2 separate regions of the Homo sapiens genome follow, and region 1 is linked to region 2. The links are chromatin loops, found by intact Hi-C in ENCODE. Cell type or tissue: CD14-positive monocyte. All regions are shown on one strand. Links, peaks and the distances in the headings refer to the core of each region. The heading gives the core; the rest is flanking DNA. Region 1 holds the start of LOC105376314 (a long non-coding RNA gene). Region 2 holds the start of BRD3 (bromodomain containing 3).

Evidence for each region. A loop is a pair of places that touch in the nucleus more often than their neighbours do. Peaks named below come from ENCODE experiments on the same cell type or tissue, not always from the same donor. Only the 100,000 strongest peaks of a DNase experiment are listed, where the experiment ranks them.
Region 1: a loop joins it to region 2, with 4 times the contacts of the local background. A loop is called at or near these places in 2 of 110 quality-filtered maps.

Annotation. Positions count from the first base shown.
Region 1 is chr9:134,921,082-134,936,839 of GRCh38, reverse strand. It overlaps LOC105376314 (a long non-coding RNA gene), which reads right to left and starts at 316. Exons shown (of 4, transcript NR_188683.1): 1 at 267-316. It overlaps LOC124902302 (a long non-coding RNA gene), which reads left to right. Exons shown (of 2, transcript XR_007061846.1): 2 at 1-50. RefSeq lists enhancers at 3,744-3,803, 6,612-7,469, 7,470-8,328, 11,685-11,824 and a silencer at 6,012-6,131. In CD14-positive monocyte, for the core only: CTCF peaks have their summits at 9,772 and 9,999; DNase peaks (open chromatin) are centred at 7,459, 8,179 and 11,609; H3K4me3 peaks cover 4,518 bases; H3K27ac peaks cover 6,782 bases.
Region 2 is chr9:134,055,882-134,071,639 of GRCh38, reverse strand. BRD3 (bromodomain containing 3) reads left to right here and starts at 3,614. Exons shown (of 12, transcript NM_007371.4): 1 at 3,614-3,695. LOC100130548 (a long non-coding RNA gene) reads right to left here. Exons shown (of 3, transcript NR_135126.1): 2 at 14,926-14,990; 3 at 12,835-14,678. RefSeq lists silencers at 3,009-3,738, 3,919-4,168 and enhancers at 8,140-9,051, 11,232-11,411, 11,432-11,481, 11,286-12,027. In CD14-positive monocyte, for the core only: no CTCF peak of the experiment used is centred there; a DNase peak (open chromatin) is centred at 11,379; H3K4me3 peaks cover 1,680 bases; H3K27ac peaks cover 1,530 bases.

The sequences.
Region 1 (15,758 bases), core at 3,759-11,758, 870 kb before region 2:
TTGAAGCAATTTCTGGCCAAATCACACAAATAAAGAGCTAGAGAAACGGGTTACAGCTCGCTTCCCCAACTTGTTAATTAGGTTTGGAAATGTCTAGAGGGACTTGAACTTCAGTGACCAACCACCCTGGTTTGCCCTGGGGACATGGGACTGTCATTGCTAATACTAGGACAGTTCCAGGCAAACCGATGGGATGGTCAGCCTGCCTGCACCCTGGTCATTGTCTTCACCCATTGTTCCCTCATAAAGGTTGATAAGCACCTCACCTTTTGTAGTTGGTGGAGTCGCTGCTCCACCCCTCCTTTCCCTCGGCTGTGATGACTGGCAGGTGACTAGCCAATCAGATTCTTCCCTAGGATTCTTCGTTGGGGATTGGTGGATCACATCCTCACTTGCCCCCCTAACTCACAGAGTATGATGGAGGTGACTTAATGGTGACCATGGCTGGCTGGGCTCTCTCTGCCTCTGAGAGAGCGCTCCTCTGTAGAAGGAGAGAAAGAACCCAGGCAGGGACAGTGTGTGTACGTGTGTGGGTGCGTGCATGTGCGTGTGTGAGCCTGCAAACCCACGTGCCCACCCCCAGCTGTCTCTTGTCACTGCCATGACCAGATCGGGGTGCTGGGAGGATGGAAGAAGCCGTGGTCCCGTGCTCTGCCCTCTACTGTAGCAGAGAACCCGCTACACAGAGGTGACTGTGCAGGGGTGAGGGAGGTGGCGGACAAGGTATTTATGTGCAATAAATATTTAATTCCACCCAGCGCTCCTCCCGTAGCAACGTGGATCCTAGATTAGTTTTATACATTCCACCCACATCACCATACCCTTCAGCAAGGTTGATCCTGTCCTAATGCGAGTTTAAAAATTAAATCCACTTCGATGAACAAATGTCCTTTGCAGCTTCATCCCATTCTTTTATGCAGAGTAAATATGTTTGCACAATGGCTCTGGGAACAGCGCTCCAGAGCGGATCACACACGCGTACAACCCGGCTCGCGGCCCTGACTCCATGCATTATATATGACAGTCCCAATCCAGTCTCGCCACCGTGCTGGGGAGCGGGCAGCAGCTTGTCAGCGCCTTTAAATCAAGCGCGAAGCAGATTGTGAGCTGGTTCTGGGGAACAAAAAGCAGTAAAATAATTTGGGATTTTGAGAACCATTAGTTTAACTTAGGTGAGAATACGTGCCTGGAGTTTTCTCATCTGTTCATAAGCTTTAAAAATATACACAAAGCTGAACAACAAAAACAACCACCACCAAAAAAACAGCAATTGCCCCTTCTCCAAAACCGACCCTGCTTCCCAGTTTGTTTTTCCCGGGTTTGTGGAAGGTGACAGTGACCTCTCTCCTACACAGAGCTGTCGGTGGAGGCTGGAGATTTGGTCGCGCCACCGTGTTCTAGGGTTTGGAGACTCAATTAAGATATTAAAAATAGGACTTGGGGCCAGCAGGGTGCTTCCGTGGAGCTGTCTTTGTTTATGTCTTCAGCAAGCGGCCTGTGAAAGCCCCTCCAGTCCCAGGGAGGCTGGAGAGTTCTAAAGGGGATTATCTGCCTCCCGGGGTATAAATTCCAGTTTACTCTGACACAAACTATTACCCTGCAAACACTGGCCATCCGTCTTCAGGTGCCCGGCAGATACTCGGCGCCGGTGCTATTATCTCTGGGAAATTAAAGTGGGCCGCAGGGTGAGGGATGCTTACTGCTGGAGCCCCAGGTTCCTCTGCCTCAAGGCCGACGCTGACCTCCAAATAGTCCCAAGCATGAATTGGTTTGTCTCTCTGGGTGGTGATGCCCGACGTCCTCACTCTCACCCTCTGCTCCTTCGTAAGGGTTGATAAGCACCTCACCTTTTCTAGCTGGTAGGGGGCTTTATAAAGGGCAATGTTGCTGCTGCCAGCCCAGGGGTCTGAGCAAGGAGGAGGTGACAGTGCTGGGACAGAGGAAAGGGGAAGGAGAAAAGAAGGAAGGAAGAGGGGAGAGGAAGAAAAGACCATGTTGCATAGCAGAGCAGGGCCTGTCCCACCCTGCTATCCTGGGCTAGAGAAAATCCCCCCTTTAAAGTATTCAGAGTCAGGCTCCCTTCCTCACCATCTAAGAACCCCTGGGCCTGGGTGCTGGGGGAGGCCCACTCGGTACCTTCATCCCAGCACTCTTTGTCCAACGTAAAGGCTTTGTTGAGATGTAAATCACAGACCATAGAATTCACCCTTTTATTTTATTTTATTTTATTTATTTTTTAAAGACAGATTCTAACCCCGTTGCCCAGTCTGGAGTGCAGTGGTGTGATGTCAGCTCACTGCCACCTCCACCCCCCGGGTTCAAGCAATTCTCCTGCCTCAGCCTCCCCAGTAGCTAAGGTTACAGGCATGCGCCAACACGCCTGGCTAATTTTTGTATTTTTAGTAGAAATGGGGTTTCACCATGTTGGCCAAACTGGTCTCAACCTCCTGGCCTCAAGTGATCCACCCACCTCGGCCTCCCAAAGTGCAGGGATTACAGGCGGGAGCCGCTGCGCCTGGCGGAATTCGCCCTTTTAAAGTGCACAGGTTTTCTGTATAGTTACAGGATCGTGCAGCCATCATCATATTCTAGTTTTAGGACATTTTCATCACCTTAAAAGAAACCCTGGACCCTTTGGCTGTTACCCCCCTGCCACCCTTCTTCTCATCCCCTGGCCACAAGGAATGTTCTCTCTGTCTGTCAATCGGCCCATTGTGGCGATTTCCCGTCAGTGGAATCCTGGGCTGTGTGGCCTGGCTTCTCATGTGGGGCATGTTAGGAGGGCTTGCCCTGTTGTTGCCTGGACCCATGCTCCCTGCCTTCCGTGGCTCACTCTTGTTGCCCTCTGCTCCCTCATAAGGGCTGATAAGCACCTCACCTTTTGTAGCTGGTAGGGGGCTTTATAAAGGGCAATGTTGCTGCCAGCCCAGGGATCTGGGCAGGGAGGAGGTGACAGCACGGGGACAGAGGAAACGGGGAAGGACTCTCCCCTCTGTGGGGAGACCACACTGTGTTCATCCCTTTCTGTTGAGGGTACCTGGGTCACCTCCACCTTTTGGGGATTGTGAAGTGTGCTACTATGAACGTGCTTGTGCGGGGGTTTGTGTGGAGGCCTGTTTCATTTCTCTTGGGTATATTCCCAAGGTTGCTGCTGGGGGCTGTTGGAGGAGCTGCCAGCCTGTTTCTACCACAGCTGCCCCATCTCACATTCCCACGTCCTAAGCATGTTATTGGTCGGCTTTGCCTTGAGCACTGGAACAAACCACCCTGTTGGCAGGTGTGCCTTTTGCTGAACCCATTCTCTACAGATGTTAGGATCTCTTACTGCAAAGGAGATCCTGACACAAGAGCCGGGGGACCCTTGCCTGCCCATGAGGCCTGAGTAGTGGCAGGGTCACCAGCTGACGGCGACAGTGACTCCTGGAATTGGAAGACGGAGCCAGCGGGGCAGGGTGGGGGGTCAGGGGGTGGAGAGGAGAGTCAGCTTCAGCAGAGAAGGCTCTGAAAGGTCATCTGGTCTCAATGGTTGGAGTCCGTCCTGTTGCAGAGCTTGCTCAAAGCTGTACTGGAGCCCTGGCTTCTCGCCCACCCTTTCCCTGGCCTGGGCTGCCACTGGGCACTGCAGCCTGGACTATCTGGAGTCAGGGAGTTTATCTGGCAGGAGGCACCCATCCTCCAGAGGGGCCTGCCATCAGGTGCCCTCTGGAGAGGCTACCAGGGGCAGGGAACTGGGTCTGCTGGGTCGGCTTTTGCCTTTCAAACTTGGTAGCCACCCCCCAGTCACTCCAGGAAGAGGAAGAAGACACCTCTGAGGCTGGAGGAAAGAAATCGGGCAGAATTTACTCCCTTGCTACCAGAACTCTATGAATACCTGGCCTGTTTGTTCAAGCAGGCTTGAGCTCTGCTACCTGTGTCCCTGGTGTGCTGTGAATGGAGCACGAGACATAACACCAAGCAGGACCCATGGGGCTCTGCAGGGGAGAAGACAGACCAGGTTGTGTGTGTGTGTGTGTGTGTGTGCACTCATGTGTGCGTTCGTGCACGTGTGTAAAGAATGAGTTCTTACCACTCTAGACAATGGAGAACTAGTTTTTCTGGGCTTCGTTTTTAGTGAGTCATTGACTTCTTCCTAATCAAATGATCTATGTAGAAAAACACCAGTAGGACTGACAGATACATGGCCTATTTCTGCTAGACATATTGGGCCTACAGAAGTCCAAACCATTTCTTTTCCCCAGCAATGCCAATTAGAAAATATAATTCTGAAAAAGATGCCATTCACCACAGGAACAGAATTCATTAAGTATCTAGGAATCAACCAAAAATGTCCACTCTGATACAAGATGTGGAAGACAGTCTGAAGACGGGCAGGGCTCTGCGCGCTCCACACTCTCAGAAGCAGCGGCCTGATGTCAGGACAATGCCGAGTGTCTCCAGACGAACCCACAAATTCAACGCAATCGCAATCAAGAGTGCTTGTGGAGCTCAGCAGTGATGGAGGAGTTAAGGTCCTCAGATGGCTAGCTCAACATTAGAAAAGAAGGGCAAAGGGCGTGGGCTTGTCTTGTGAGATAGGAAGATGCCCTGCAAAGACGCAGCAATAAATGCCACGTGGCACTGGCAAGAAGAGCAACGGCCTAGAACCAAGAGCCCAGAGACATGGCCAACATTGACCCAAGTGGGAACTTAAATCCCAAAGGCAACACTGCAAATCCAATGGGGAAGGAGCATGTGGTCTGGTTGATGTTTGCTTAGCAGATAGAGGTCAGCAATGAATTTCTACACCTGTGGGTCACAGACACGGGAGGACTCCATGGATTAAAGGGCCAGATTGGAAAAGTAGAAAATCAGAAAGCCAAAAGACTGCAGAGTATCTTTAGGGCTTAAGGGCTGCAAAAGCCTTCTTAAAGAAAACTTATTTATTTAGACAGGGTCTCAACCTGTCATCCAGGCTGGAGTGCAGTGGTATAATCACAGCTCACTGCAGCCTCGAATTCCTGGGCTTAAAGGATCCCCCCACCTCAGCCTCCTGAGCAGCTAGGGCTACTGGCATGTACCAACACACCTGGCTAATTTATTTTTTTGTAGGGATAGGGTCTCGCCATGTGGTCTTGAAGTCTTGGGCTCAAGCAATCCTCCTACCTTGGCTTCCTGAAGTGCTGGGATTCTGGTTCAAACTCGCTACACATAGGGAAACCGAGGCTCTGAGGGGGGAGCACGGTGTGCGTGCACATACACACACACACAGGCACACACCTGGTCTGTCTTCTCCACTGCAGAGCCTCACGGGTCACACGCACACACCTGGTCTGGGATTACAGGCATGAGCAACCACACTCAGCTAAGAAAACTTTAGAAGCCAAAATTACTAGCTCAAAAAACTGTAGGGGGCAAAGTCCACGGAGAGCTGATAGAAAGGAAGAAGAGATTTGCAATGTCTGAAGCCCACAAAGGTCGATGTCTAGAGCTAAGGCATGAGCAGTGAAAGGCAGCAGTTCCCGCAGAGAAAGCTAGGAAGGAGCAGTTTACTCGGGCAGCAGTTACGTTGTCCACTGTGAAGCTCATGAGCACCAGCAAGATGTTCCAAATCCCGGGCACACTCAGGAAGCAGGAGCGTGCAAAGAGTCGGTGGGAAAATGTAGAAACCAGCACCGGGCCGGGCGGGGTGGCTCATGCCTGTAATCCCAGCATTTTGGGAGGCCGAGGCGGGTGGATCACGAGGTCAGGAGATCGTGACCATCCTGGCTAACACAGTGAAACCCCGTCTCTACTAAAAAATACAAAAAATTTAGCTGGGCATGGTGGCAGGTGCCTGTAGTCCCAACTACTCAGGAGGCTGAGGCAGGAGAATGGCGTGAACCCGGGAGGCGGAGCTTGCAGTGAGCCGAGATCGCACCACAGCACTCCAGCCTGGGCGACAGAGCGAGACTCTGTCTCAAAAAAAAAAAAAAAAAAAAAAAAAAACAGCCAGCACGGCCCCCACTGGAGCACAGCCTTTCTATACAGTCCAGTTTTACTGCTCGAAGTCCCCACCTTGGTGTGAGCCAGGAGGACTCTGACACAGGTTCCGTCGGGGGCGGGTAGGGGGGGGAGGCGGCGATTGGGGGCGGGGGTGGCACTGCAGCATTGGCGCTGGGAGTGAAGGTAGGCTTACAGGCCACCTGGGTCACCCAGTAGGTGCAGCCCGGGGAGTGTGGCACGGCTGTGGAAAGCGTCGGGCTGAATGCAGATGCACCAGGATGGGTGATGGTAAAAGTCACACGTGCATGATGCAAATTCGGTGGAGGAAGTAATGTTCAGAGCCAGGTGCCACAGATGCCATTTACCTAAGTTAAAAATACACACACACAGATTCATTTTGAAAGAACATGGTTAAAATAAAAAGCTATGCACTAAACACAAGAAAGTGTTGTTTAGGCATGGAGGAGAGGCAGGGAAAGAGAAGGAGTGTGGGATAAAGGGAGAGGGAGAGAAAGGAGTCTGTGGGGACGCGGCACTGGTGGATAATGGTGCCTACCCCGGCCCCAGGCCTTTCGAGGTTGGATTTTTGGCTTCTCTGGTGTCCGCTGGTGTTTGCAGAGCCCCAGAACATCCTCGCACCCTGCTCTCTGCAGCAGCATTCCCCCCAAGCACACCTACCAGGAGGTGGGGAAAGCAAATCTACCCACTCTTCCCTGGAGACCCGAGGAGGACTGGCATTCCATCCAGGTGGCTCCCTTTGCTGGAAGAACCCTTGGGAGGACTATGGCCATTTGTCTGGGAGATGGAGCAAAGGGGAGGAAGGCCAAGAGAAACCATTGCTTGGACCTAGGGACACGGGGAGAGGGGAGGGAGAAGACTGCTCTGTGCAGTACGACTCTCCCTCAACTCAGCATGACTGTCCCCCAAACTCAGCACCACTACTCCCTGCTCTTGGCATGACTGTCCCAACTCTCAGCAGGGCTGTCTCTCCCTCTCAGCAGAAGGGGCTGCAGCTCTCACCTGCCCTTATTGGCATGGCCTGCCAGGAGCTGGTCCAAGGTCCCGCATCCCAGGTGGGGAGAGCCCCGGTCTGTGTGGACCCACAGTCCCTGCTCCTCACACAGGCATGGGGCTGCTGGGAGGCCTCCCACTCAGGGGGATAACAGGTGCTCAATAAACCTCATGCTCCCAGGCTGGGGCCTGATGCCTGAGTCAGGAGGCAGGGGTGGCCTGGGCTGTCCTGAGGACTGGACGAGGTGGGATATTGGTGAGGAAGAGGTAGTGAGGGGTCAGGCTGGGTCAACTCCGTGAGCTGCTGGGTCCCTGCCCAGGGGTTGGGGATGGAATAATTCCATGGGTCTTCCGAAAACCCCTGTCCTGGAGCCGGCACATGGTGACAGAGCGTGCCTCTCTGGAGAAAAGAATGAGGAACCTAGGGCAGGAATGGGGCTAGTCAGCCACAAGGAGGAAGCAGGGGCAGAAGTGGGGCTAGTTAGCCACAAGGAGGAAGCAGGGCCGTGTGTCCTGAGGTTGAGGAGAGGAAGCCCATGGGTGTGGACGCATCTGGCATTGCTCAAGGAAAGTCCTGGATTCCTCTTCCCCCCAATAAGAAATAACCAAACAGAGGTGGAGCAGGCAGCCCTTGGTCCCTTTCCTGGGGTCTGGGCTCTGGTTTGACTCGGCAGAGAACCTCTCCCCAGCGGCAGGGCTGCAGGCACAGTCTGTCCTCACAGCCAAGCAAAGGTGCCCTCTGCTTCCTCACAGGACCCTAAAGAGTAATGTGTGGAGGGCCCCACCGGGTCCAGCCAGGCGAGCTGTCCATCTTCCCACCACCAGCCAGACACGATAAGCAGAAAATGAGGGGGCGTGTCCCAACAGAGGGACGGGGATAGCCCAGCCCAGGGGATACGCCTGGGCTCGACACTGGTTCCAACCCCCACTCCGGAGGGAGCCAACTGCCCTGTGGCAGCTCTGGTGCCTGGAGGAGCCAGGTCTCTGGGTGGGTGAAGGGGACACAGCTGCTGCTCTCAGGTGCCCACTGGGGCCGGTGGGTCCTGGAAAGCTCCACCAGCAATGGTGGCACATTTTAAGGAGAACCTGGCTCTAGGTGTCACTCTAAGTCGGTTCCTGACTCCACGGCTCTCCGCTGGGCTTTTGGTGATGTTGCTTCACCTGCTGAGGCCATAACTTGGACATCTACCCCCAAGGTCTGCATTAGCAGAACTTTAGTGTTCCTTGAGACTCTTGCTCAGGAAGATGAAACTTGCAAAGGACTTCATTGCTCATTGCAGGAATCTCCCTAAAGACCCTGTATTAGTCAGGGTTCCCTAGAGGGACAGAACTAATAGATGTATATATGAAGGGGAATTGATTAGGAGAATTGACTTACGCGATAACAAAGTGAAGTCCCACCATAGGCCATCTGCAAGTTGAGGAGCAAGGAAGCCAGTCTGAGTCCCAAAACCTCAAAAGTAGGGAAGCCGACAGTGCAGCCTTCAGTCTGTGGCCAAAGGCCTGAGAGCCCCTGGCAAACCACTGGTGTAAGTCCAAGAGTCCAAAAACTGAAGAACTTGAGTCTGATGTTCGAGGGCAGGAAGCATCGAGCACAGGAGAAAGATGAAGGCTGGAAGACTCAGAAAGTCTAGTCCTTCCATCTTCTTCTGCCTGCTTTATTCTAGCCGCGCTCATAGCTGATTAGATGGTGTCCATCCAGATTGGGGGTGAATCTGCCTCTCCCTGTCCACTGACTCAAACGTTACTCTCCTCTACCAACTCCGTCACAGAAACACCCAGGAACAATACTTTGCATCCTTCAATCTAATCAAGTTGACACTCAGTATTAATCATCACAAGTCCACCCCCTGTCAACTTGAACCCATACACATTCTCCTGGTATCATATGTAATTTTCAAATAAAGACAATAATAAAGTCATAATTACACCTAACATAATATAGCTGTCCTTCGTACAACTGGAAGCACACTAATCCTTAACCTAAATGATATTATATAAAGTTAACAACACTTAAATGTTGATATGAAGTCAATAAATCTTATGTCACATGGTAGAAGGAAAAAGAAGAAATAAAGTGAAGATATTTTCTTAGTACAAGGGTATACATGCACAAACATATTCCTAATAAAATAAGGAGGAAATACTCATGACAATTACAGTCCTCATTTCTGCACCTAGTCACGTGGTTGTAGCTGGTACTGATGACTACCTTCTTCTACTACCTGTTCTGTATTCCCTTTGCCTTCAGCAGGCACCTCAGCGGGTTGTGGTTCTTATTTTTTATTTATTTATTTTTGAGACGGAGTTTCACTCTTGTTGCCCAGGCTGCAGTGCAATGGTGTGATCTCGGCTCACTGCAATCTCCACCTCCCAGGTTCAAGCCATTGTCCTGCCTCAACCTCCTAAGTAGCTGGGATTACAGGCATGCGCCACCATGCCTGGCTAATTTTTCGTATTTAGTAGAATCAGGGTTTTGCCATGTTGGTCAGGCTAGTCTCGAACTCCTGACCTCAGGTGATCCACCCACCTCGGCCTCCCAAAGTGCTGGGATTACAGGCATGAGCCACCGCACCTGGCCTGGGTTATGGTTTTTTACCTGGTGGAGTGACTCAATCCTTCATTCCTGAAGGGTCTGGGCCAACTGGAGTCCTGCCTGGACTGGGCTGTTGTAGTTTCCCATTGACCTTAATTACAGGGCAGGAGGTCCCATTGACCTTAATCACAGAGGAGACACCCTAAGAAATCTGTACTCCATGCATACTCTTCCTTACCTCCGCTGTGGAGCAGTAGACTGACTTTATCTCGATGGTCTGGGTCAATCACCCCAGCCAACACTGTAACTCCCTTCTTAGGCTGTTGACTTAGAGGCAGGAGGAGGTCCTGTCCCAAAGTGTCCAGATGGCAATCTTAACTTCCAGTTTAATGGAATCATTGTGGTGTCTCCTGGTGGCAGCGTTCCTCCCTCTGGAACTAAGACCTCTAGGCCAGCAGAACATAATGTTGCGGGAACAGAAAGCAAACATTTTGCTAGTGGGTCACTAGGGGTGATGGTGAGTGGTGCCACTTCCACTTCCACTGCTTGATTCCTGGAGCCATGAATCCTGGCTATGGGGAAAATAGTATCATATATTTGATGCAGGTTCAGAGCATACACAGCCTCCTGGAGAACTTTGCCCCAGGCTTGCAAAGTATTGTCACCTAGCTGGCGTTGTAATTGTGATTCCGAAAGGCCATTTCACCATTCTTTTTTTTTTTTTTTTTTTTTTTTGAGACGGAGTTTTGCTCTTGTTGCTCAGACTGGAGTGCAATGGTGCAATCTTGGCTAACCACAATCTCTACTTCCCGGGTTCAAGCGATTCTCCTGTCTCAGCCTCCTGAGTAGCTGGGATTACAGGTGCATGCCACCATGCCCGGCTAATTTTTGTATTCTTAGTAGAGACAGGGTTTCATCATATTGGTCAGGCTGGTCTCCAACTCCTGACCTCAGGCGATCCGCTCACCTTGGCCTCCCAAAGTGCTGAGATTACAGGCGTGAGCCACCGCGCCTGGCCCATTTCACCATTCTATCAATCCAACTACTTCAGGACAATGGGGAACATGGTAAGACCAGTGAATTCCATGAGCAGGAGCCCACTGCCACACTTCTTTAGCTGTAAAGTGAGTGCCTTGGTCAGAGGCAATGCTGTGTGGAATACCATGATGGTGGATAAGGCATTTCGTGAGTCTATGGATGGTAGTGTTGGCAGAGCACTGCGTACAGGATAGGCAAACCCATATCTGAAGTGTCTATTCTAGCGAGGACAAATGGTTGCCCTTTCCATGATGGAAGAGGTCCAATATAATCAATCTGCCATCAAGTAGCTAGCTGATCACCCTGGGAAATGGTGCCGTATCAAGGGTTCAGTGTTAGTCTCTGCTGCTGGCAAACTGGGTACTCGGCAGTGGCCATATCCAGATCAGCCTTGGTGAGTGGAAGTTCATGTTGCTCAGCCCATGTGTAACCTCCATCCCTGCCATAATGGCCACTTTGTTCATGGGCCCACTGGGCTATGACAGGGGTGGCTAGGGAAAGAGGCTGAGAGGTGTCCACAGAAGAGGTCATCCTATCCACTTGATTATTAAAATCCTCCTCTGCTGAGATCACCCATTGGTGAGCACTCACATGGGATACAAATACCTTCACAGTTTTTGACCACTCAGAGAGGTCCATCCACATACCTCTTCCCCAGATTTCTTTGTCACCAATTTTCCAATCATGCTTCTTCCAAGTCCCTGACCATCCAGCCAAACCATTGGCTACAGCCCATGAGTCAGTATACAATCACACATCTGGTCATTACTCCTTCCATGCAAAGGGCACAACCAGGTGCACTGCTCGAAGTTGCCCACTGGGAAGATTTTCCTTCACCGCTGTCCTTCAGGGATGTACTAGAAAGGGGATGTAGTGCGGCAGCTGTCCACTTTCGGGAGGTGCCTGCATATCATGCAGAACCATCTGTGAACCTGGTCTTCTCTTTGTCTGTCAACTGATCATAGGGAACTCCCCATGAGGCCATCGGTGCAGGATGGGGGAGAAAAGGGAGGGTGGCAGGAGTGGAGACCATGGGCATTTGAGCCACTTCCTCATATAACTGACATGTGCCTTCAGTACTTGATCAAGCCCAATCACGTAGATATTTGGTGATGGAATGCTGCTGTACGTGACCCACTTTATGGCTAGATGGGTCAAAAAGCACCCAGTTCATGACATGCAGTTCAGGTCACATGGTGGCTTGATGACCCATAGTCAAACTTTCAGTTTCCATTAAAGCCCTGTAACAGGTCAAGAGCTGTCTTTCCCAAGGAGAGTAGTTATCTGCAGAAGATGGCAGGGCCTTGCTCAAAAATCCTAGAGAACTCCACTGTGATTCACCTATAGGGGCCTGCCAGAGGCTCCAAACAGCATCCCTATCTGCCACTGACACCTCAAGCTCCATTGGATCTGCTGGGTCATATGGCCCAAGTGGCAGAACAGCTTTCACAGCAGCCTGGACCTGTTGCAGAGCCTTATCCTGTTCAGGATGTAGGTCAAAACTAGCAGCCTTTCTGTTCACTCAATAAATGGGCTGGAGTAACATGTCCAAATGAGGAATGTGTTGCCTCCGAAATCCAAATAGGCCCACGAGGCGTTGTGCCTCTTTCTTCGCTGTACGAGGTGCCAAATGCAGCAACTTATCCTTCACCTTAGAAGGAATATTTCGACAGGCCCTGCGTCACTGGACCCCTAAACATTTTACCGAGGGAAAAGTTCCCTGAATTTTACTCAGATTTATTTCCTACCCCCTAGCACACAAATGTCTCACCAATAAGTCCAGTGCGTTTGCTACTTCTTGCTCACTGGATCCAATCAGCATAATCTCATCAACGTAATGGACCAGTGTGATACCTTGTGGAAGGGAAAAACGATGAAGACCTCTGCAAACACGATTATGACACGAAGGTGAAGAGTTGATATACCCCCGAGATAGGACAGTGAGGGTATATTGCTGGCCTTGCAGGCTAAAGGCAAATTGCTTCTGGTAGGCCTTATGGACAGGAATGCAGAAAAAGGCATTTGCCAAATCAATGGCTGCATACCAGGTACCAGGAGATGTGTTAATTTGTTCAAGCAGTGAAACCACATCTGGTACAGCAGCTGCAATTGGAGTCACCATTTGGTTAAGCTTACGATCATCCACTGTCATTCTCCAAGATCCATTTGTCTTCTGTACAGGCCAAATGGGAGAGTTGAACAGGGATGTGGTGGGAAACACCACCCCTATGTCTTTCAAGTCCTTGATGGTGGGACTAATCTCTGCAACCAAGAGACTCTTCCCGTTGACTCTTCAACAGGAATCCAGAGTGTATGCTCCAGGACTCTTGAACCCTCTTCATCTCAAGGTACTGGCTGTACTGTGTGCACCCACCCAAAACTATTACATCGAAATCCCCTGACCCAGCCCTCTGGAAGATCCACCCTAAACCAGACTTGGAGCTCTCAAGAAGCTGGACCTTCCCTTTCCTTCCCTTCCTGATCTGAGGCACTGCTGTAGCACTCTGAGCTGGCACTGTCCCTCACTGTGGTGAGCCGGGAACTCAACTTTGTCCTGTCCACAGTTGTTGGGGATATTTGGAGAGTGTCATTTGAGTCTCTGCCATTCCTCCCGCATACGTGGAGTCCTGAACTAACGTGCCTGGGAGGGCTCCTCTGTGCAGTCATCTGCATGCAGCTCCTGGGGTGTGTGGACCCAGAGCAGGTGTGCAGCGAGCCCCACCCTCTCTCAGGTGGCTTCTTATTCCGTGGCATTGTCGCTGTATTACCTGAGCTTCAACAGGTGAGCACAGTGTGGCACCCCTATGGCAAGCATAAACCAGTTATAAGGATGTTTCTTGATTTCAGAAATAGCAAGGAACACCCGGGCACAGTGGCTCAAGCCCGTAATCCCAGCACTTTGGGAGGCTGAGGCAGGCAGATCACCTGAGGCCAGGAGTTTGAGACCAGCCTGGCCAACATGGCAAAACCTCGTCTCTACTAAAAATGCAAAAAATTAGCTGGGAGTGGTGGCAGGTGCCTATAATCCCAGCTACTCAGGAGGCTAAGGCAGGAGAATCGCTTGAACCCGGGAAGTAGAGGCTTCAGTGAGCCGAGATCACGCCACTGCACGCCAACCTGGGCAACAGAGCAAGACTCTGTCTCAGGAAAAAAAAACAAAACAGAAACAGCAAGGACCCCCAGGTCCACTAGAGCAGAGAGGAAGTACCACATGGCACACCCTGGGGGTGAGGAGGCCGCAGAGGCTGTCCTGGGGATGACTAACTCCAGGAGGAAGTGGAGCAGGACCCCTCTGGCTGCCCTGGTTGTAATCTCGAGGGGCAGGGTGCGGTGAGGGCATATCCCCAATGATCCGCACAGCAGCCTGTGACTGATCCTGTGTCATCTGCCAGAAGGACCCTTCCTGGGGCTTGGGCAGCCAGGCTTTTTGCTAGATTATATTTTCTTTTGGTTGCAGCCACACTTCTTCTCTTCATAATAAACTGTTGCATTTTACAGTGTGAGAGTTTCTGCCTTGCTGACCCATGGGGTCAGAACCCCTCGGGGGTGGGCATGGTCCAGGGGGAAGGAATTCCCTCTGTCCACTCTGACCAGCCCCACTCTGACCAGCCTCACTGGCTGGCCTCTCCCTCTGTATCCTTCCAAGGCTCATCTCAGGCTGCAGACCCAGCACGTGAAGCAACAGCCAGGCTAGGGGTTGCTCAACCTCCCAGAAGCCTGAGCTGCAACAGGGAAGTGAACCAGCAGGCATTCAACATCCCCAAACCTCCCAGAGACAGCTGGGCTATAGCTTGTGGTGGGAGCAATACAGGACGATGGTGACCCTTATGTGTTCTATTTATTTTACTTAAATAGTTTATTTAAGCTTGCTCTTTTAAGTGAAATTTAACACCCATTCACCAGAGTGCATAAACTAAACCTGCATCACCCAATGAAGCCAAAACCCATCTCCAGCCCCCCGTGCCCCTTCCAGGCCTAAGGGCTCCCCCTCCTAAGGGAGCGGTCGTCTCACTGGCCCCTGCTAAGGGAGCGGTCATCTCACTGGCATGGTCTGGGCCTTTTTCTCCACGTTGCCACCGAGCATGCATTCCTTCACACTGCTGTTCAGTTTTGCCCACTTTCAAACTCTGTACAGATGCAAATGAACAGTTCGCATGCCTTAGTGCTGGCGCCCTGGATGCTCCGTGTGCTTGCGGATTTCAACAAAGCTTTTGCGTGAAGCTGGAATCCGATCATTTTATGGGTCTACAGGATGCTCCAGTATGAACGAACCTCAGCTGACGGCCCCATTCTGCTGCGGATGGACGTTTGGGTTGTTTCCGGCGTGGGGCTGGACATTTTCACACGTGTCTTCTTTCCAGCTGGGCACACCTCTCTGTTGAGTAGAACTGAGCTGAACATCGCTGGTTATGGAATATGCTGGTCGTAGGGAATTGTTGGGAATACTGCCAGTTTTCCGAAGTGCTTGTACCAAGGTTTCTGACACTTCTTCACCAAAACCTTGCAGAGTTGGCTGTTTAGAAAAATTTTAGTGTCTGCAGTCATCTCATGAGATTTAAGTTTTCATTTCTTGGATTAGTTATGAAGTTGAGCATGTTTTCATACTTCCATCATCTATTAAATATTATCTTTTATAAGCGTTTGTTGAAGTCACTTTCCCACTTTCTACAACATCGTTGATTTACAGAAACCCTTTATTCTGGATACAAGCCTTTTGTCACTTCTGTGTGTTGAAACCTCTCTTCCCTCACCCTGGCTCGTCTTTTCCCTCCCACGGTGGTGTATTTTGAAAAAGAAATAATACTATTTTCATGATCAATTTTTCCACTTGTCCTTTATGGTTTGTGGTTTTCCATCTTATTTAAAATAACTGCAAGGCTATTGGAGATCTTATAATATGATCTAAAACTGCTGTTTTCCCTCTCACATTTGGGTCTACCCTTCTCCTGATGTGGATTTTTTTTTCATCTGATAAAAGTCAAGTGTAACTTCTTGTTTTTCCATATGACTCTCCAGTAGTTTGTGCCACTCATTGAAAGTTTATTCTTTCACTATTGCTCTTTAGAGCCACCATGTCATAAATCTAGGGTCCGTATGTGCCTGGATTTGCTTCTGCACTCCCTACTCACTTCCCTAGGTTTGCTGTGTACGCCTAAGCCAGCCCCACACTGTCTCCATCACTATCGCTTGATAATGACTGCTGGTGTCACTT
Region 2 (15,758 bases), core at 7,598-15,597:
GCCTCTGCTTGGTGGAGACAGAAATTCATTTTCTTAAAAAGTTGTGCTGAGAGCTGGTCAGTCCTGGGGAAAGACACATGATAATGAAACTTTCAAGAAACTGATGTATAAACTTCAGTGCCATGATGTAACTGCTCTGCGCCTTAAGGCAGGATTCCCAACCCCTGGGCCTTGGACTGTTACTGGTCCGTGGCCTGTTAGGAACGGGGCCACACAGCAGGAGGTGAGTACTTGTGAGCCAGCATTCCCGCCTGCGCTCCGGCTCCTGTCAGATCAGCAGCTGCATCAGATTCTCACAGGAGCGCAAACCGTACTCTGAACTGCGCACGTGAGGGATCTAGGTTGTGAGCTCCTTATGAGAATCTAATGCCTGATGATCTGAGGCGGAACAGTTTCATGCCAAAACCATTATCTGCCCCCACTCATCCGTGGAAAAATTGTCTTCCATGAAACTGGTCCCTGTTGCCAAAAAGGCTGGGGACTGCTGCCTTAAGGGGCATTGTGGGTGAAGGAGGAGGAGGCAGCTGAGGCCCTGGCTCCTGTACTGGCTGGAGCCTGGCTCTGGGTCCTCCTTTAGATGTGAGCAGGTGGCTGCTTCACTGGTAGAGCTTGGGCTACACTGAGGTTTGCAGATGGAGGCTGGAGGGCAGGACAGAGGTGCAGAAGAGAACATTTATTCATTCAACAACTATGTATTGAGCACCCACTAGGTGCCAGATACTGTTGAAGGATGTTTAGGGATACCTCATGGACAAAGTGCTCTGCTCTCATGGAGCCGTGAGACAGCCCACAAGGAGGCTCAGGAAGTAAAACGTGAAGGTAGAGAGGTGAGTGATGGCCAAGGAGGCAAAGGCAGCAGCCTGCTCCTGATCACAGCCCCAACCTTTGCACATGCCCCCCTCCCTTACCAGAGCTGCGGGATCAGGTTCTATTTTTATCCTCCTGTGACAGGGGAGGAAACCTGGGTCGGGGAGATTAAGTGGCTTCACTTGGGAAATTCAGCAGTACCAGAGGTTAAAATTCCAAGAGCCTGAGCAGGAAGGGAGAGGATGATGGGCTGCTAGGGGCTGGAGGGGACTGCAGAGCCACCCCAAATCCCTTCTCAATGGCAGCCCTGCTGGCTTTCAGCTGTTTGCCACTGTGGCCCCTAAACTAGTCTTCAGAGATAGTAGCACAGGGGCTGAGATGCTCAAATGAGAGTTTCTGTCCTGTTCCCTTACAGATTCTGCTTCCTAGAGACTTCTCCAGCCTCGGGAAAGTTGGCTCCATGGAGCCATCCGGGCCACTCATGTGTGGGTGAGCAGCGGGAAGGGAAAGAAGGGGACCTTGGTGCTTCCATCAGAGCCAGTGCCCAGGGAGCGCCTGGGTTCCTGCCATACTCCTGGGGGTCACCTTAGGGCAGTGGGAGGCCCATAAGGGTTGGGGGCATTTGGTCAGCAGCCTCAGACACGCTGGCTGGTCAGGGCAGCCTGCTGTGTGCATGTACCTGGGTTCCTTGAGGTCAAGACCAGGCGGAAAGGCTTTTTGTTCTAGCCTTGGGAGGAGTGCAGTGGGGTCTGTGTAAGTGGTGAGGTGGCCATCCTGGTGGTCAGAGTGCTCAAGATACCCAAGGAGATGAGATGCAGACAGCAGGAATGGGTTGCAGCCTCCAAGGTGGCTAACACAGAAGCCTGTAGGTTGAGGAACTGCACCGGGGGTTTGGGGACACAACCAGGATGGTAGTTCTAAGGGAACTGCCTGCAGATCCTCACCTCTCATATTCCCCCTCCCCGACCTTCCTGCGCCTGAGGACTGCACTTTGTCCATTTTGCCAACTAGAAAGGCAAGGCTGGAACCTCGTCCTAGAGCCTTGCCCTGGAGTGTGAGAAGGTCCTGGGCTCCCAGCAGAAACAGAGGGACAGGATTGGGAAAGGTGTTGGCTTCCCCTGCAAACTCTTCCTAAGACCCCGGGGCTTTGGGTCTCAGCCGTCCTGCAAATTGGCTCTGTGACCTTGGGCAGGACCCTTTGCCTCACTGAGCCTGTTTCCTTACCTGTCAGCCTGGAACAGAACACCTGCCTTCTGGGTGAGCATGGGGATGAATTGTCTCTGTGCTGGCACTCACTTTGTGAATATTGCATAGATGTGTGCATTTCAGGCAGTGGAGCTGCTGCTCAACTTGGAACACACCTGGGGACCCCAGGGGCTTGGGGTGGGTGCAGCCCACACAAGGAAACTCGACCTTGCAGTTGGCAGGTTCAGCAGGCACCAAGGAACCTCGTTTTGTTTTTGACGTTTTTATTGGGGTCTAATGTACACAACGTGTAACCACCTTAAGTTACAGCTGGATTAAAATTGATTTATGTGGCCGGGTGCGTTGGCTCACGCTTGTAATCCCAGCACTTTGGGAGTCCGCGGTGGGCGGATCATCTCACGTCAGGAGTTTGAGAACAGCCCAGTCAACACGGTGAAACCCCATCTCTACTAAAAAATACAAAAATTAGCCGGGCGTGGTGGCGGGTGCCTGTAATCTCAGCTACTCGGGAGGCTGAGCCAGGAGAATGGCTTGAACCCGGGAGGCGGACGTTGCAGTGAGCCGAGATCGAGCCACTCACTACACTACAGCACTCCAGCCTGGGTGACAAGAGCGAAACTAACGTCTCAAAAAAAAAAAAAAAAAACAAAAACCAAAAAAACAACAAAACCCCCCCCCCCACAACTTGATTTATGTGTAAACCCGAGTCGTCATCACCCAAAACAAGATGCAAAACGTGTCCACGGGCTGAACCTTTCAAGATACAGAAAAAGGGCCAGGGGTGGCCCTCTCCCGGAATCTCAGGCTGGGAACCTGGTATCTAGTTCCCGCCCCTCACTGGGCAGATGGGGAAACCGGGGCTTGGGGCGAGAAGGTCCCCAGGCAGAGCTGGGAGCACCCCTAACTCTTCGCCAGCTCTGGGGACTTGGCGCCCTCTCCAGCAACAGCGAACTTGGGCGCCCGCGCCCCAGCAAGTCGGGTGGGGGAGATGGTGACACGGAGGGCGCGGCAGAGCGCGGCTCCTCCCCGGGCGGGGCCGACCTGCCCGCGCGCACCGACGCCCCGCCCCCCGCCCCGCGCGCGCGCTCCCGCCAGGCTAATTAGGCGCGCGGTTTGTTTACAAACACGGGCTCCCGGCAGGTGCGCGCCGCCCCGCCCGTGCGCGGCCGGGGTTCGAGGGTGGCTCCCGCGGGCCTCGGGGTGCCCGGACGGGGGCTGCGGTGCTGGCTGCGTGCCCGCTTCTTCCATGCCGTCCTGGGGCACCGGAAAATCCGCCGCCAGGCGCTGTCCCCGACACGGGGTGAGGAGAGCCGTGCGGGCCCGGGCGGGGAACGGCCCACGGGGTCCCAGCGTTGTTGCCCTGCCGGGCGGGCGCCGAGCCCCGCCCCCGCGCGCCCCCCGGGCCAGGCCCGCTCTCGGCCGGGTCGGCGGGGCGGGCGGGGGCCCCCGGGGCGGGGCGCGGCGCCGGCGGGGCCGGGACATGTAGTCCGCGCGCCCGCGGCCTCCCCTGGGCGGCCCCGGCGCGGGCCCGGCCGCGGACTACGACTCCCGCCAGGCGCCGCGGCGCAGCGCATGAGCCCTGCTCGGCTCCGGCGCGTCTATTATGCTGCCGGGGCCGGCGAGCCAAAGAGGAGCCGGCCGCGCGGGCCGGGAGGGGACGGCCGCCGGAGCCGCGAGGCCAAGTACGCCTTTCTCTTGCTTCCTTGCGCGCGCGGGGCGGCGGGCGGCGCGGGCGGCGGCGGGCCGGGCTGGGCCGGGGAGCGCGGCCCCGAGCGCCCCGCGCAGTCCGCCGGCGCGTCCGGGTGAACCGGGCGCCCGGGGCCGCCGCCGCCGCCGCCGCCTTTGTGCGCGGCCACGATGCAACAAAGCGCGGCGGCCGCCCGGGGTCGCGGCGGCGGTGGCGGCGGCGGTGGCGCGGGCTCCGCTCCCCTCCTCCCGCTCCCGCTTGGCCGCCTCCGTCCCGGACTCGGGGCGTCGCTGCGGCCGGGGCGCGCAGCCCGGAGTTGGCGCGGCCCGCGCGCCCCGCGCCAGCCCGGCCTCCGCGCGCCCTCCCTCACGGAAGGGATTTTTTTCCCCCTTTCCTCCGCCCGCCATCTTTCGAAGGGGGAACCCAGGGAGGACGCGGAGGGGGAAGGTGCGCGCGGCGGCCCCGGCCTGCGGCCGTGCGCTCCGCGGGGCCACTTTCCCCGCGCCTGTTCCGCCGGCCTCGCTCCCGAGCCGTTGCTGGGGCCCGCGCCTGGGGACCGTCGCCGCGCGCCGCGGCCGGGGCGGGGGGCAAGGCCGGGCTCGGCCCTGGGCTCTGCGCGGCCTCCTCCCAGAGTTACGGGCCCAGAGCTGACTTTGAGCCCCCCTGAGTTGCCGGATTATTGCACCCAAACCAGGGGGAGACCCAGTTCCCGTTTTGAAATCAGCCTGAAAATCGCTTAATCCGGGCGAGGGCGAGTTGGAGCGGGAGGGACGGGGGTGCTTCCCCTCCTTCCCACTTTTGGGGGGCGCCGGAGTGACAACGTGATACAAGCCCATCCGGGGAGAAATGCGCACCCCGAACCGTGTACACCCACATGGCCCTGGTGGGCTCTCTGTGAATAAAGCTGGGGCGTGCGGGAAGTCTTATTCCACCGGTTGCTCGTTCGGGGGCAGGGCCGGGATGGGGGCTTCGCGCGGCCTCCTTTCCCTGGAGGGCGAGAACTCGGCCCGCCGAGACCCACCGGGGGCAGGGACCCGGCGTCCATCGTGTGGGTTCCTCCGTTCGACCCAATCCTTGAGTGGTTGCGATCTTTAATTTTGGTTGAAAGCTTTCTGCTCAGAAATAGATACTGGGATTTCTCCCCCTTACATTAAACTTGGTCATTGTCTGCAAAAGTTAACCAGGAGGGGAGACTGTAGTGCATTGGTGGGCAGAGTAATTGGGCTGGAACTGCAAGAGGCAGCTTCGTGTGTCCCGTCCTCCCCCGCCCTACCCTGTGAGAAGGAACAGAAGAGGAAAAGAGTTTTCTTTTTACCCTGCTCTTTTGTAGGCTTTTCCCCTTACTCTTTTCTTTAAAATGGAGGGTTTTTTTTTTTTCCTGGGTCCATGTAGTATGCCTGGGGAGATCCTGGAATCTATGCAAAGTTGTATGGCATTTTTCTGGGGAAAGTAGTTTGTTACTGGCTTCCAACGGGGTCTAAGGAAGGTCTGAACCCCTGCAAGGGGCTGGCCTCGGGGGTTAGGGAGCCCTCCCTCCGGGTTCTTCCCTGGCAGCCCTGATGCAGCCTCTCATTTGCAAATAAAGGTCTGTGTTTGCCGTTTTCTCTGTTGAGGCCTTGATGGGTGCTGGTGGTTACTGATCATGAAAGATAAGGCACACGCTGTAACAGGACGGGCTGCAGGCGAGCGAGGGGCATTTCTTTCTGACCTTCCGGGTAGCCTCAGAGGCCCGGTGCCTCAGCAGGGCACCGGGTGCCTGGAAAGACTGTGGGAGCAGCTCCAGCCTGAGCCCTGCCGTTGGGACATCCGGGGAGGAGGGATTTCAAAAGCTTTCTCCGAGTGGGCAGTCACTCCATTTTTATTTTTGTTTTGTTTTTAGAAAGTAGAGTAATTACTTTCCTTTGACAACAGCTCGCGCCTGCTTCGGAAGTGAGTGAGCTTTGAATGAAGGACGGGACTTGCAAACAGTGCCTGCCCTACACTCCGAAGTAGTCATACCCAGAAAGTGAAAGTGGGGGTGTGCAGAGCGAAGCAGCCAGGCCTGCTGCAGCCGGTGCTACCTTCCTCTACCCTCTTCCTCCAGGCTCTGGAGATGCCAGCCGCGGGAGCCCTGTGCACCAGGCGGCAGTGATGGCCTTGTGCGATTCCTGGTGCCACCAGGAAGTGCCACCACTTTCCCTGAGGCATGGTGGCTCAGGGTTTCCCAAGTGGGGTGATTGGCACAAAACCAACAGCTATGCCCAGTTGTCGATGGGAAGAGCCATGTTTTGCTGTGGATACACACGGTACCGGGGCGGGGTATGGGGAACCGGGGCCTACTCTTCCCAGCGTTGCTGCCTGGGAGGTGGGGGCATGCCTGAAGTCGTGCTGCGGGTCTCTTGGTTTTCAAAGCAGTTAACGCAGTTGGTCAGAGGATCCTCCTCTTGCTTCCTTGACCGGTCATCAAAGTATAACTGACCTGACGGGGTTCCTGTCCTAGGCAGGTTCCTTTTTTTTTTTTTTTCTCTTCTCCTCTTGAGATGGAGTCTCGCATTGTTGCCCAGGCTGGAGTGCAGTGGCACGATCTCAGCCCACTGTAACCTCTACCTCCCGGGTTCTAGCAATTCTCCTGCTTCAGCCTCCCAAGTAGCTGGGATTACAGGCGTCCGCCACCACGCCCAGCTAATTTTTTGTATTTTTAGTAGAGACAGGGTTTCACTGTGTTGGACAGGCTGGTCTCGAACTCCTCACCTCGTGATCCACCTGCCTTGGCCTCCCAAAGTGCTGGGATTACAGGCATGAGCCACCGTGCCTAGCCAGCAGGTCCCTTATATCACGAAGCCAGTATCTGGTTGAAGCTAGAAGGTAACTGGATGAATCATGGTAGAATGCAAGGCTTCTTGCCGTAAAAGGTTTTGGAACTTGCGGGTCTGCCTTGGGCCTTCCCGACCCCTGTGGCTCCGCCCCCTTGTTGGAGCAGAAGAGATGCACAGGTAGCAAAGCATGATGGGGTGCCAGGTGCATTTGGGTCAGCGTTTGCCAAGAATGGCCTTGCTCCTGTGTTTTTGTTGGTACTGCCACCTTGTAGAGGTGCCCAGCTGGTGGCGGAGCATAGGGTTTTCTTTGCCTATTCTCCTTCCTGTGAAATCATGGGCACAGACATCATGGGCCCCTGTGCCCGGGCCTCCCTGCTCTGGTTCCTGGGCTCCTGCCATCTGAGAGGCTTGAGGGCTTGCTTATTTGTTTGTTTGTTTGTATTTTTAGTAGAGATGGCGTTTCACCATGTTGGCCAGGCTGGTCTCAAACTCTTGGCCGTGAGTGACCCACCCGTCTCTGCCTCCTGAAGTGCTGGGATTACAAGCGTGAGCCACCATGCTCGGCCAAGATGCTTGAGAGCTCATTTATTTATTTACTTATTTTGAGACAGAGTATCACTCTGTTGCCCAGGCTGGTGTGTAATGGCATGATTTCCCTTCACTGCAACCTCCACCTCCTGGGTTCAAGCAATTCTCCCTGGCTCAGCCTGCCAAGTAGCTGGGATTACAGGTGCCCGCCACCACGCCTGGCTATTTTTTTTAATTTTTTTTAATTTTTTAGTAAAGATGGGGTTTCGCCATGTTGGCCGGGCTGGTCTTGAACTCCTGACCTCAGGTGATCCACCCATCTCAGCCTCCCAAAGTGCTGAGATTACAGGTGTGAGCCACCATGCCTGACCGAGAGCTCTTTTAAAGAGAAAGTGTCACTTTGGGCCATTCACCTGTTGGTGGTTTAAATTGTAAGTCTTCTGGCCACTCCTGATTGAGCTCGCAGTGGAGCCAGGACCTGTGCGTGTGGCTGGAGGCTCGGACCCTGTTGTGTCCGTGCTGTTGGCTGTCTGCGTCTCGCACCAGTCTGTGGCTGTTCCCTGAGAGTCAGTTCGCAGGCTGCCTCCTCACAGGGCCTTCGGAGCCTGGTGTTGGGAAGATGGGGCGTGGAACATGCCCCCGCCCCCCTCCTTGCCGCAGGCCCCCAAGGTACTGAGTTCGTCAGAAGTTAATCCGGTATTGTGGGAGACAACTTTTCCAGCCACTTGGAAAAGTGTCCCGCTGAGGGTGCAGTGATGTTCAGGAGTCGCCGGCTGGATCTTTCTGAGTGTGGCTTGATAACCAGCTGCAGCATTTTGCAAAGCACCCAGTGGACTCGGGTGTGATCTGCAGAGGCGGCTGCTGGCCAGGCCTGGAGTCTGGGGCAGAGGGAGTGCCCTCAGTGCACCTGTGAGGACCTGGGACTAAGAGTCGGTACCTGGGAGCTGTGGGACTCTGGGGCGGGACGGCCTTAGCCTCCGTGTGAGCACTGACCGAGATGAGGCACAGATGCATCTGTGTGAGGTGCCCGGCCCCTGCAGGAGTGCTGAGTATTGTAGCTATAACCTGTCATGTGGCAGAAGGAAGAATCTACTATAAGCGGCTGAGAGGATGCCCTCCCTGTGCCATGCGTCACTGGAGCCTTGGCCTGACAATCCCACAAGGAGCAAAATGTGCAAAGGGGCAGCTGTGTGAGCCTGCGGGTCCAGGGTGCCACCCGCCCCCATCTGCCCACACCACAGGACAGAGCCCTGGGTATGCTGACCAGGCCCTCGCTGGTACCAGGGGCTGGGTAGGAGGCAAGGGTCAAGCACGGTGGCTCCGTGGGCTGTGGACTCACAGACAGATGTGCTGCATGCCCACGCTTTGCTCTTAGCTCTGCCTCCGGTCTGTCCCGGCAACAGGCCTGGGGGCGTCCTGCAGTCCTCGGCATTTGTGGTTGGGGGTGAGCAGAGAACATAGACGAAATAACCAAGGGGATGGTCTGAGAGCTGCGGCCCTGCTGGCCCCTTGTCCTGGCTCGGCATGGCTGAGTGGGACAGCAGTGAGGCCAGGCCTGTCTCCTGGGGCCGGGGTGTTTTGTGAGTTTGGTTCTTGTCAGGCCGGCTGAGAGGAGATGGAGCAGACAGATGGATGCTAGGTGGGCCTGCCGCAGCTTTGTTTTAGGAAGTGCGGAGCACCAGGGCCTGACCCTGAGGCTGTGTCCCTCTAAGAGCACGGTGTCTCCTTCCCTCTAAAGGGCCAGGTGCTGTCCTCACTCACTGCCCCTCTGAAGAGAGTCCCCTGCCTGAGTCGTGGCTCTCCTGCCCTTCCCAGACCCGTGGGAGACCCTGACTACGTGGCGGTGGCCTGGGGTTGGGAGGGCCTGACCAGTGTCTGTGGGGCCAACTTCCTCGTTCCCAGCATGTGTGGAGGGTCGGGCCTCCTCACGCGCCTCATGAGGGTCCCACGGGGGTAGAGCGTCCTTTGAGTCCTCTCTATTCGAGGAGTGGGTAGAGAGGCGGGTAGGGACGGAGCTTGGAAGAGGTGACGGGTTGTGGCCAGAAGGCTGTGGGGGCGTCATGGCAGGAAGGGAAACCTTCAGAGAGGCCGCTCACCCAGGGCCGTGGGGCCATGGAGAAGCACAGGCCCTGGGTTCAGAAAGCAGGAGGCATATGAGGTCTTAGGTCTAGAAGGCACTGGTGGGTGCAGAGTGGGGAGAACTGTGGGGTGCAGGGGACAGTCACGGGAGAGGCAGCGCTGGCAGCTGCACCTGCCCAGCGTGTCTGGGGCCATGCCCCAGGATAGCCCCACCAGTCTGCTGAAGCGCCCCGGGACAGGGCTGGGCCTGTAGAGCCGGGCCCTCCAGGCGGCCAGGCAGCTGCAGGAGAGCAGGTGCGCTGTGCATGGGGGGCTCACAGCACTGGGCAGATTCCCCTGGGGAGTAGGCGCCAGGGCTGGCCGTGCCTGCTTGGGTGGGGCCCACGATGCCCAGCTGCCCTCCCCAGGGCTCCTCCAGGGCTACAGGGGGCCCCCAACCCCCGACTTCTCCCCTGGCTCCATAGAAGGAAGCAGTTGGCTCCGTCTGTCACTGAAGGCAGCCCTGCCCTGACAGATCCAGTTTCCCGAGTCCTGGAGGGTGGCCGCTGGTCACCACGTGGGCTGGGGAGGCCCCTCTGGCCGCCTGGGGACAGGTGCTAGGTTGGCCGGGTTAGATGGGGCTGTGGGGGCAGCAGGCTGGGATCCCTTCTCACAGACTCAGCTCCCTCCTGCCACAGCCGATCACAGCACTGCTCCCAGCATTATCCCGAGAATTCTGGGGCTGTGGGGTGTTGGCGGTGAGTCTGGCATGGATGTCCAGCTTTGTTCAAGCTGGCTCTGGCCTTCTCTGCCTGGGCGACGTTGTGCCCCTTCACCTCTGAGCGTCCCCTCCACTTATGGAAGATGGGGCTCATCTGACCCCCACTGACGCAGGACAGAGTCCAGGAGACGGGCTGGAGTGCCCCAGTGGGGGCCATCCAGTCAGGGACACAGGTACAGAGGCCCAGAGCTATGGAAATTCCAGGGCTGGAGACCCATGGGGAATGGGGAGCCCCTGGGAAAGGCCTCCCCTAGCTTCCTCCAGCACCCCCACCCTTGGTTCCAGTGCTCCTGTCTCCCACCCTTTAGCTGGCAGGTCTGGTTGAGCCCCTGCAGAGCTATGTAGCCCTGCCCCTCCCTGCCACTGCTCCTCCAGACTCATGCTATAGCTGGAATGGCCTTGGTAAGCTGTCCTCCCAACCCTGCCTGTTTGCTGAAAGCTGGGACTCCCCATCCCTGGACCCCAAATAAGGACTTTTTGCTCTGGGCCCAGGCCAGGCTGGAGATGCCCCCATGGTCCAGCCGCTGCCCCTTGGCTGGTTTGCCCCAGGGTGTGGCATTGGAGGCAGCACCCCTCTGTCCTCCCTCTGTGGAGTGCCTGAAGGCTAGGCTGCTGTGCTGCCCAGGCGACATGCCTGCTCCTGCCCCTCTGGGTCTCTGCTCCCCAAGAGGGCCATGGAATGGCAGGAGGGGTCAGGGAGACTGCTACTGGCATTTCTGGGTGTTTTCTTTGGTGGCAACTGGACAGATTCCCATTCCCTCCCTGTTTGTCCACAGCCCTGAAACAGCCCTGGACTCAGCATCTTTTCTGATGAATTCTGGGCTGGGCCAGCCTAAAGGGGGCTGAATTTCTGCTTTTCATTCAGGTCCTCCTGTGCCCTATGGAGAGGAAGGCAGAGTCCAGGGACCTTGGGAAGGGTTCAGGGGGCCACCCACAGCTTCAGGGCCAGAGGTGGGCCTGCCTGGGGCCACACAGCAAGGGTGAGGATAGGTAGGATTCGGGCCACCTCACCAACATTCCTTCCATGTCCAGCACAGAGCCTCTCTTGGATGGGGCATGAGTGGGACCCAGGAAGGGGGCTAGTCAGTGTTAGGGGAGCCTGGCCACTGCCCTCTCCCCGCTGGCTACTTTGGAAATCTCCATGGCATTCCAGATCGTGTGTGTGTGTGTGTGTGTGTGTGTGTGTGTGTCAGGGTCTTGCTCTGACATCCAGGCTGGAGTGCAGCAGTGCGATCACAGCTGACTGTATCCTCAAACTCCCAGGCTCAAGTGATCCTCCCACCTCAGCCTCCTGAATAGCTGGGATTCTAGGTGCACCACCAGGCCTGGCTAATTTTTTTAAATTTTCGTAGAATCAGGGCCTTACTATGTTGCCCAGGCTGGTCTCGAACTCCTGGTTTCAGGGGATTCTCCTGCCCCTCCCAAGGTGCTGGGGTCACAGGCCTGAGTCACTGCGCATGGCCTGGGTCTTTCTTGAGGATTTCACCAGACCCACTCACTGCTGGGTTTTCGCTTGGCGTTCGAGGACTTTTGTGGTTTGTCTGAGTTTCCTCTCTGGGCAGTTTCGGATCCTCTTGTGTCTAAGGCAGGCTGCCTGCTCACTCCGACTTTTACCCGACTGGCAAGGGTGGCCTCTGCCTCTGTCTCTGCTGGGCCCGGCAGGCAGTGCCTGTGGGCTCTCTAGCATGGGCTTTGTGGGCAGCTGAGTGGGAGACCCGGGGAGGTGGACCCCAGGGAGGGTCTCTGAGCCTCCGCCCCCTCCTCTGGGAGACAGAGCTCCATCCCTGTCCTGCAGTGCCCAGGGGAGAGCAGCAGTGGCACATCTGGCTCCCCAGGCCTGTCCCCCAAGGACCCACCGCTTCCCTGCCATGGTCCCAGGGATGGAGTGCGTTTGCTGAGGACAAGGCTGCTGCTGCTGCTGCGACAGGCTGCTGATGGCCAGGCTGCCTTCCTGAGGGGGCCTTGCCCGCACAGCAAAGAGCCCCCTGGAGCGAGGTGGCTGCCAGCAGGCTGTGTGGGAGCCCCTTCACCACTGGAGGGCTGAGTGGTGAAATGAGTTCTTCCTGCACTGTACATGCTCACAGACCCTTCTCGGTTCACATTTTAGCAGACAGGCTTCCAGCCCCTCCAGTGTCCAGGGTCCCTGTGGTGTGGGGCCCCCCTGTTCCCCAAGAAAAGGAGCAAGGGTTTACCCCCAGGAGACCACACCCCCTTCTGCTGCACATTCCCGCAGGGCAGCTGCGAGGGGTGAAGGAGGGATTGCGGCACGAAGGTTTTGTGTGTCTCGTGTCTAGACTTTAAGGCACTGGGGTCTCTGGCACCGCTGCCTTCCTCCAGCCCGAGTCACTCCACCTGAGTCCATCTGCCCCACCCCTGCCCCACTTCCTCACAGGAGTCCCGTCGGCTTATTCCCCATCGCATGAAGGTGGAGAGTGGGTGCAAGGCAGAACCCTGGACCCCACAGTTGCTGTGAGGACGCAGGATGCAGAGTGTGTGTTGAGGAACGGGGTGCTGGGGGCCCGGGGAGAAGGGAGGTGCACCCTCTTCCCTCTGAGCAGCTTCCGCGGGCGGGGGCAGCTCTGGGCTGGCCCGTTTCTTCCAGACCCCACTCATTTTCACCCCCCACATTATCATGAAGCAGATTCCAGACACATTTCATTCATAGAACTTTCAGTCCAAATCTCTGAAAGATGAGGACTTTTGAAAGATTGTAACCACAACGCCACCATACCCCCAATACTAACTCTGGTTCCGGAAATACAGTCAGTGTTGAATCAGTGCCCCTTGGCTCCTCCAGCAGGCGCTGCCAGCACACCGGCCCAAGGCACAGCCTCCAGTGCCCAGCTTTGCTTCAGATCCAGTGCCACTGCCCCACCAGCTGTGGGGCCCAGGCCACCCCTTCCTGGACTATAAAATGGAGCCCTCTTCGGCCAGCCGCCCACCCTCCCTCTTGGTGACACAGTGGGCTGAGCGAGGGGATACTGGGTTTTTTCTTTTGCAGCAAAATCTGGCCCCCCTTTACAGCTGATACAAGGCTGTCTGTAGTTTGAACCTTTGTGTATCTCTGCAGAATACCGGGTTTGATTTGGGATGTCATCTCAGACCCTGGGGTAGGGGTGTGTGTAGGAGAGACACCTCTACCCCCCGGGAAAAGGCTTCCCTTGCTGGTTTGGCTTTCTGAAATCCAAAAAGTTGACAGTCACTACAGGAGTAGAGGCAGGTGACACGGAGTGGTCAGGCTCTGGCCTGGGGGGGACAGGGATGTAACAGGGGCTGGTCCCTGGTGTCCAGACGTGATCCTTCTGTTTACTTTGTTTCTGGGAGCTGGGAGAAGCGAAGGCCATGTTTGTTTTGGGCAGACATGTTCTGAATGTCCAACACTGCCAGCCACACTCCCAATGTTACCTCTGTTCGTCCACGTGGCACCCTGGAGTGATGCAAGGTCCTCCTCCCTTTGCTGCGGCCCCAGGGGACTTGGGATCTAGGGGCACCTCCTTTTCTCCCCAGCCAAGGGGGCCCATGGTCACACCCAGTTCTAGCCACTGGCTAGGACGTCCCGGCCCCCAGAATGTCCTTGCATGAGTGAAGCTGTGGCCTGCGGGAGGCATGACTCTCATGCCTGCGCATGGGCTGTGGTGGGAAGCACTCGGTAGACGACGGCCTTGCTAAGCTCTCAGCACAAACCATCTCTTCACAGCGAGGTCAGCTGGGGGTGGAGAGCCGGGCTGTGAATCCTGGTGTGCCGACACCGCGGGCGCTCCATGCCTCCCTCTCGCAGGGCCTCTGTGTCGGGTGTGCAGACCCCAGGGGGGCCCCTTACCGCCTTTCTGCATGGGCCTCTGTGTCTGGTGTGTGGACCCCGTGGGGGCCCTGCAATCAGCCCTTTCAGAGTCTCCACTGGACCTTGGGTTCTGGAGGGGCCTTGTGGCTGGCGGCTGGCCCTGCCCTGGGCTGCCTTTGTGTCCTTGCTGGCCGTTGAGGGTGGGGGAAGCAGGAGCGCCTCGTTCTTTAACTTCCCAGGGTCTTCTTGCTGTGTGGCCGCCTGCAGGTTGAGGAGCCTGGGACAGGAAGCCCAGGGTCTTGATCCTGGGCTGTGCCTCCACTGCCGACTGCTGAGTGCTTTGTGTCCCAAAGCCTTTGCGCTCAGGTGGCATTCCGGAGGTGAAGGAGGAAGGGGCCTCAGCTTAGTCGTCCGTACACGTGCGCAATTATTCTGACCTTGCAGGTTTGTTGTGGGGATTGTGGGGTCTCGGCATCGGTGAGCTGAAGGGCTCGTGGCCCTGGCCGACCACCTGTGCTGTTTGTGGTGTTTCTCCACTGTCTGCTCCCACCTCACCTCACCTCACCTCACCTGGCAGAGGAGCCACCGACGTCTGGGCCAGAGGGCTGAGGTGGGGTGAACATGGTGTGAAAGCACCACACTCTGCAACAGGGTGGCTGTCCTGCTTGTGCACCCTCTGGGGCACTCGCAGGCTGGGGTAGGGTGACCCCACCACCGTCCTTCTCTTGTTGGAACCTCCACGTTGATTTGGACCGTAGTCCATCACTGATTTTCAGCTGGCCTGGCCAGTGTCTGTTTCATTGTAATTTCTTTGTGGAAGCCTCAGTTGTCTTTCCCATCTCGGGATGTGGCCCCGAGCTCCCTGCACAGACGTGGAAGGTGCATGGGCTCTGGTCGGGAAGCTGTTTGCCTCATCTCATTTCCGTCGCCCTAGGGGAGGTCTTTCGAGTTGGTCTGCAGGTTGCCCTGGTTCTTTCCAGTGTCTGTGTGGGGCTCTCTTGCACAGACGCCTTCTGGTTTCTTCAGCTTCTCTGTCTGGACAGTTGAGACACTGAGGGTGGCAGAGCCAGGCCCTGGCTGTGGCTCTAGCCTGTCCACCCACTGTGCTTGGAGGGAAGGTGTCTGCAGACGGGACCAGCCCTCGGCCCCAGAGGGGATGACATGGTGTGAATGTGCTGTGGACGGGGACCTGAGGCACTGAGCCCGTCTCAGCCCTCCCTCCCCACTGGGACTCTGGGAACTGCACATTCTCCCACAGGGAGGGGTCACCCCGGGCTCTCACCTGACTGTCGCCTCCTGGTCTCCTCCTGCCCGGCGTGGTCCTTGCCAGGTGGTGGGTCCCAGTACCTGGTAGCGGAGGGGGCTTGAGGGGGATGCCACCCCTTTGCCCTCTGGCTGCCCTCCCTCCCTGCCCCTCCCACTGGCTGGTGCCAGGCTGCCTGGGGGCTCCGCTTCTATGCCAAGGGCTTCTGGGGGAGGCAGGGCCACTTATCATGGCATCGTGTTGTCCTCGAGTTTTTGCAAAATCTGAGTGTGTGGGGTGTAGGTGTCTCAGAGGGCAGGGTTTGTGTTCCAGGAGAGGAGAGGTGAGATCACCATGCCTCACCACCGAGGGTGGGGCAGTCGCCTGCCCGTGTGTGCCAGGGGCTTTTTATACTGCACCCCTCAGCCTTCCAGGTCTTGTTGGGGTTGGTGTGTTTCTGCCAGGTAGCGGAGCTGGAGGCAAACTGCACCCTCAGGGCCTGTAGTGACCACTGGCATTCAGTGAGCACATGCTGGCACCAGGTGCAGCCCCAGAGCTTTAACCACATTGGCCGGGATTTCCCTGGCAGCAGCAAGAGGGCTTCTGGGCTGGGCCTTGGACGGCTCTGCCGTGGCTCGTGGGCTGGTGCCAAGCAGAGCCTGGGGCGCCCCTCCTTCTGCCTTGCTCAAGCTCACAGTCCATGGCCGGGCGGGGCTGCCCTCCCCACCCAGGACGAGGCATGCACTCCGGTGTCCATGGCTGGAGCTGGGCTCCTTCTCAGTCTCCGGTTTGAAACAGTGGTCAGGTGGTTGGAAGTGGGTGGCTTAGAGGGCCTGATCTGGCCAGGCGTGGGATCCTGACGGCAGCATAAG